Regions from separate parts of the Mus musculus genome. Here region 2 is linked to region 1. A link is a loop called in an ENCODE intact Hi-C map of the cell type or tissue named here. Cell type or tissue: left cerebral cortex. All regions are shown on one strand. Each heading gives the region's core, and the rest is flanking DNA. Links, peaks and the distances in the headings are about the cores only.

Evidence for each region. Hi-C counts contacts between places; a loop is a spot of excess contacts. Peaks named below come from ENCODE experiments on the same cell type or tissue, not always from the same donor. Only the 100,000 strongest peaks of a DNase experiment are listed, where the experiment ranks them.
Region 2: it touches region 1 in a loop (4-fold over the local background); 12 of 42 quality-filtered maps call a loop at or near these places.

The regions. Positions count from the first base shown.
Region 1 is chr10:125,500,085-125,503,004 of GRCm38, forward strand. No RefSeq gene overlaps it. Among named protein-coding and RNA genes, the nearest start is that of Gm40795, 66 kb to the right of the region's middle. In left cerebral cortex, for the core only: no CTCF peak of the experiment used is centred there; a DNase peak (open chromatin) is centred at 1,351.
Region 2 is chr10:125,263,402-125,266,321 of GRCm38, forward strand. The region is part of intron 3 of Slc16a7 (solute carrier family 16 (monocarboxylic acid transporters), member 7); the gene reads right to left. Among named protein-coding and RNA genes, the nearest start is that of Slc16a7, 44 kb to the right of the region's middle. In left cerebral cortex, for the core only: a CTCF peak has its summit at 1,724 (motif pointing right); DNase peaks (open chromatin) are centred at 1,424, 1,719 and 2,311.

The sequences.
Region 1 (2,920 bases), core at 141-2,640:
TCTTGTCTATCATTCAGAATTGCTATATCTGACCCTCATTCTTTGTTTCCTCCAGTATCTCCATGTGAGATATTTTTGATTTCACACTTTATTCAATATTCAGAGAACATGCGAAGGAAACTGCTATTTTGTGCTTAAATGATAGAAGAAATCAACAACACTGAGAGCTCCCAGACAAATACACCATTTTTCATTAGACTGGAAATCGAAGAGGCTTTTGCAATTTTAAAGTATGCTTTCTTCCTCTCCATTCACTGTACTAGCCTCAGAAAGGTCATCCTTAAGAGCACCGGGCTTAATGTCTGTAAGCACAGAGCGTCACTCACAATGGACCTCAGACAAATACAGCAAATGCCTGCATTTAAATCATTAATAATTAACAAAGCTCAAAGGGCTCATCAGTACATGGCTACTTGAGTATAAGCTGTTATTTAGAACCCTATCCTGCCAAGAAAATATGTGCTTGAAAGCCAATTTAGATAGGAAAACTGAAAGAGAAGACTCTTGCACAATGGCATGACGTGAGCAGTGTTTGTGGCTAATGACGTAGACCTGTTCTGTGCTTCACTTCAGTGTCTGTATGATGGTCTATTATTACTTTTCCTATTTCTGCATTAAGAACATCCTTATAAAAACAACCTAAGGAAGGATGGTTTATTTTAGCTCACCTTTGAGAGGACAGCTTCTCATGGCACACGGCTAGAGCCTGAAGCAGCTGTTGATATGGAGTGTGTAGTCACCAAGAAAAGAGTGAAGGATGCTGCTGTTCAATTAGCTTTCTTCTTTCATCTGTCTAGGATTCAATCCCAAGGACAGCTGGCCAATCCTTCCCAGCTCAACCAACCTAGTCAAGGCAATCCCTCACAGAATGTCCAGAGCCCATCCTAATCTAAAGGATCCGTGCGTGGCATGCCTGAAAGCTTGTTCTAGGTGATTCCAGATCTTACCAAGAAGACAAACAACACCAACCAGTACATTATGCAAGTCCAACTTCCTATAGAGAACTATGCAGGTCACATCAATTTTCATTTCCTCTATCAGTCTAGAATCATTAAGAATCTGAACTGTAGAATAGATGTTGTGTCTGTCTACACTCATCCCCTGTGTAAACATGAGCAAGTTGCATAAATCGGTAGAGCCTCAGTTTCTTTATATATAAAATAAAAATATAAAAATCCTGCTGAGCACTGGGGAAAGTACTATTTATTGCAATCCTGCTTGGAAAGTCTGGTGTGTAATACATATTTAACAAGCTTTAGTCATTATTATTTTGTAAGCATCAAAGCTGTGTTTTTCACTGATGGGTTTTATTTTACAGAGAAAACAGTAAGGGTAAATGAACAGTCAGCCTCCAGGCTGCCTAAATTTACATGTAGTTTACCGACTCTCATTTGAAGAAACAAAGACTCATTTCTGTAGCTGTTCAGTGCAGATTGTTGAGGCTTGTGGGACAGACTGTAGTTGGTGTGAAACCTTTAACCATGCAGAGAGAATGGATACTGGTGTAAGGACAAAGGCTCTACATCAGGGGAGTCTGCAGAAATCGTGCTTTTCTTCTCAGAATGGTCATTGAGGCTGCCAGACTTTCCTGTAGAGCATTAAAGAACATGCTGAGGATTAGCTCTTGGAGAATTTCTTGCAAAATATTTTGACCACATTTTACTCTATCCTTTGACTCCTCTCAGATCTACCCTTCTTCATTATCCATCCAATTTTGTGTCTCCTTTTCTATTTTTGTACACCTATAAAGTACATTTTGTGCCATTTATGTATAATCCTGGATGCATATTCTTCCACTAGAGCACGGGGTAAGTGTATTGTTCCCCTGAAACATTTAACAGAGGCAAATCCATTAAAGAAAATAAACCTTGGGACTTTCTAGAAAGTCCCAGGTGACAGGGACCCAAGAGGTTTCCAAGACCCAACAGGGAAGACATTAGCTGAAATACCCAACAAAGAGGAGATAGAACCTGCAAAGACCATATCCAGTGGATAGACACAGCTTCCAGTTGAGGGATGAGTCCACCCACCCACCTGAAAAATATTAATCCAGAATTTCTCATGTCAAAAGGAAATGTAGGGACAAAGAGTGTAGTAGAGACCGAAGGAAAGGCCATCCAAAGACTGCCCCACCTAGGGATCCATCCTATCTTCAGACACCAAACCCAGACACTATTGTGGATGCCAAGAGCTTGCTAACAGAAGCATGGTATAGCTGTCTCCTAAGAGTCTATGCCAGATCCTGACCAACACAGATGCAGATGAGATGCAGGCAGCCAAACATTGGACTGAGTATGGGTACCCCAATGGAAAAGTCATGGCAAGGACTTAAGGAGCTGAAGGGTTTTGGAACCCCATAGGAAGAACAACAATATCAACCAACCAGAACCCCCAAAATCCCAGAGACTAAACCACCAACCAAAGAGTACACATGGAGGGACCCATGACTCCAACTGCATATGTAACAGTGGACGACCTTATCTGACATCAATGAGAGGGGAACCCCTTGGTCTTGAGGCGGCTGGATGACCCAGGGTAGGGAATGCTAGGGCTCTGAGACAGGAGTGGGTGAGTGGGGGAGGGAGCATACACATAGAGGCAGGGGGAGGTATAGGGGGTTTGTGAAGGGGAAACTGGGAAGGAGTATAACATTTAAAATGTAAATAAATAAAATAATCAATAAAAATAAATAGAAAGCAAGAAAAAGAAAGAAAGAAAACGAACTCTTCTTCTTGTAGAAGCTATTGATTACCAACAGCTAGGGATAGGACCACATTGCCACTTCTATCTTCCATGTTGGGATTTGGTCTGCCTTGAGCTTACACAGAAAGTGTGCCTGCTATCACCACCATTGAATGTAGTGGGTTGGCCAGATGCCAATTGTATTCTAAAGATAACTACTGGATCCTCAAGATGTGGT
Region 2 (2,920 bases), core at 292-2,791, 240 kb before region 1:
TGAGACACAGGCCGTTTTGTCACACACCTCTGACTTCCATGCGTGTTTATGATCTACGATCCTTGTGAGCTCTGTATATTAACACATCTCAGAAATACTTGCTCCCTCTGACGCTTTATCCACACACTTAGGTGTTAAAGATGCAGGATGGGTGAAGCTTCCCGGTCTCTCCTTACTCTTTTTTGCACGCACATTTACTCAGTTGCAAGGTTTTTTTTTTTTTTTTTTGAGGGTGTGGGTGATTTTACTTTGTTTCCTTGTTTTGGGGGGTGTTGTTATTGTACCCTCATTTTCTGATAAAGAACTTAAAAGTGTGGTGTGTAGGACATGGGAGAGGATCTGGGACAACTTGGGGAAGGAAATAGTATGATCAAAATTTTTAAATTTAAGAGTTGTTGTAAATAATGAAATTATATAATAAAGAGCAAGGTATAACAATGCATAAAAAAGCATTAATGACAAACGATAGGGTATACTGATATAATATTTTCTGAAGTGTATGAAACACCAGTGGAGGAAAACTCTACTTCACTTCTTAGGTAAATAATGTGTAATTATGCTTTTGCTCTGTTTCTTCCATAATTATTAAAAAAAAACCTTTCTTCTTTCAGTTTGAGCACCCCAGTTTTCTCTTACTACTTCAATGTGGCTAGTTACTAGTAAATAAACATTGTGGGCATCTTAAATAAGTAGTGACACGGGGATTACTCCTCTGGAATCCTAGGTAGCACTCCTTCTTCAGCCAGGAGTGGCTCCTTCATCCGGCAATGTCTGTGCACCGAGTCATCCACCTATTTGCACTGCGTACAGCTACCACGGCTTCTCTTACGGGAAGATATCTCTTCCGAAACATCCACGTCCTGTCACTCACCAAACCAACCTCAATCTGGGAAATTAGGGGGGTAATCCATGTCCTACAATTTACACTGATATGAAGACATTCCGAAAGAAAGGGGATGCGAAAGGAAACTGTACTTATCTTGGAAAAGGAGACTGCTGAAGGCACAGCATGAGAACTCTTCATTCTTACATTTACTACAGCCCAAAAGATCTCCCGAGACTCTCATACTGGAAAACAATACTGATGTCTTTCAACATCAACATTTGCTCTCTTTTCCTTTCCCTCCTCCTATTCTTCTACATTTTCTAAGATCGTGATAAATTCGGTAACTGCTTGATTATTTTAAATATCTCCCTAGCGTCTCATCAAATATCTTCAGCATGTTTTCCATGACTTAATTCCAATTTCTTTGTGACAAATCTCTGTTGATCCTTTCATTTCCACAGCGGTTTCTCGCTTCCTCTCTATATGTGGGCATTTGGCTCATGAAGCAGCAATTTGGCCGGCAGCAATCTGAACACTGTGGCTCTTCTTTCCTCCGCATCCCAAAATTAACTGTAAACTGACAAATCAATAGCGTGGAGTTATCACTCGCAGGTCCTGACTGGCCTCAGGAGCCCCCGAGGGTTCAAGTCAATGCCTTTTTGCTTCGTGCAAGAGCTCTAAGGCTGAGTGTGGATGCTAGGAACCCAAAGCTGGAGCTGCATTAGCGTGTGACCCTATGGGAAGCCTACCCTGCTCTCCTATCTGCAGAAATGGAGCATCTCACCCTGTAACCAGAGCTGCTTCTGCCAGATTAAAATGTGCATTTAGTTCATTCCTTTATGTGTATGTGTTTGACCTGTAGGTCTATGCATCAACGTGCATGCATGTCTGTTGCCGGTGGAAGCCAGAAGAGGGCACTGCTTCCCTGTAACTGAGTGTGTAACTGAGTGTGAGCTGGCTTGTGGGAGCCAGGTCCTCTGGAAGAGCATCCCTTGCTCTTAAACTACTGAGCCCTCCATTCTGTCCCCTCTGACCTGATTTTTAATAAACACTTATAAGACATCATTGTAAGGCTATTATTCCTAAGACTCGCCTAGAGTCAAGTGCTAAGAAGGAGAAGGTCCAGCCTAGCTCTGAGAAGTGTTTGCTTCCTCACAGCACGCTTGCAAACACCAAAGATTTTCAAGGTGTTCCCAATGCCTTCCACCCTGGACAGGAGAAGCTTTGGAGCTGCCCTAGACACAGATGTCACGAAACAGCTTTCAAGCTCCTCAACGGATTCTTTCGCACGGGAAGCTCACGACTCTAAGAGCTTAAGCTCAGTGTGCAATGGCCTTTTGCCTCTGGCCAGTCGTCGGCACCTTCCTTCCTTCCAAGACAAGGCTACGGTGTGTGGCACTAAGACTACCGGCTGTCCTCAATAAGATAAAGTCGGAACGAGAGCCACAGAACAGGCTGGAATCCCACAAAGAGTGGGCTGACTGCCAGAACCATGTGTAGTTTAAGACCAAGAACAGAGGCTTGGCCCATGCCAGGGTTTGGAGTTGGTAAATAGATTTTAAAACCTCCAGTAAGAACCATGTGAGGAACGAGCAAGCCATCTACCTTTAAAGTCCCGAAAGGTCCCGTGAAGAGGTGGGGAAGGTAACTGTTAATGAGGAAATGATTTTTTTTTTTTTAAGATTCACATGATCCACTGTTGTGTTAATTAGAAATAAGATGGGTATTTGACTGGTACCATCTTCATCTGCCTTTGAGACACAGGGTTACACGAGTCAGCTGTCTTTCACTGGAATCATTACAGCAGCGGAGACGGCAGTAATGCTTGAGAGATCACGAAATTCCACGTTTGCTTTCAAAGGGCAGGCAGGGCTTCCTCCTGTTGGCTCACGTCCCTGTCCCTTTACAAGGGCGATAACAGTCCCATTTGAATGCCTGCTTTGTTTTCTTGCCGGTGCCACGAGGCTCCATTTACTATCTGAACTAGTTTTGCCCTCTGATGTTAATACTTAATCTCTTAAAGTCTTGGCTACAATAAAAGCCAGTAATCAAGTTTTATAATCTACTGTTTCCATGAGCGCCCTTGTCTCCTGG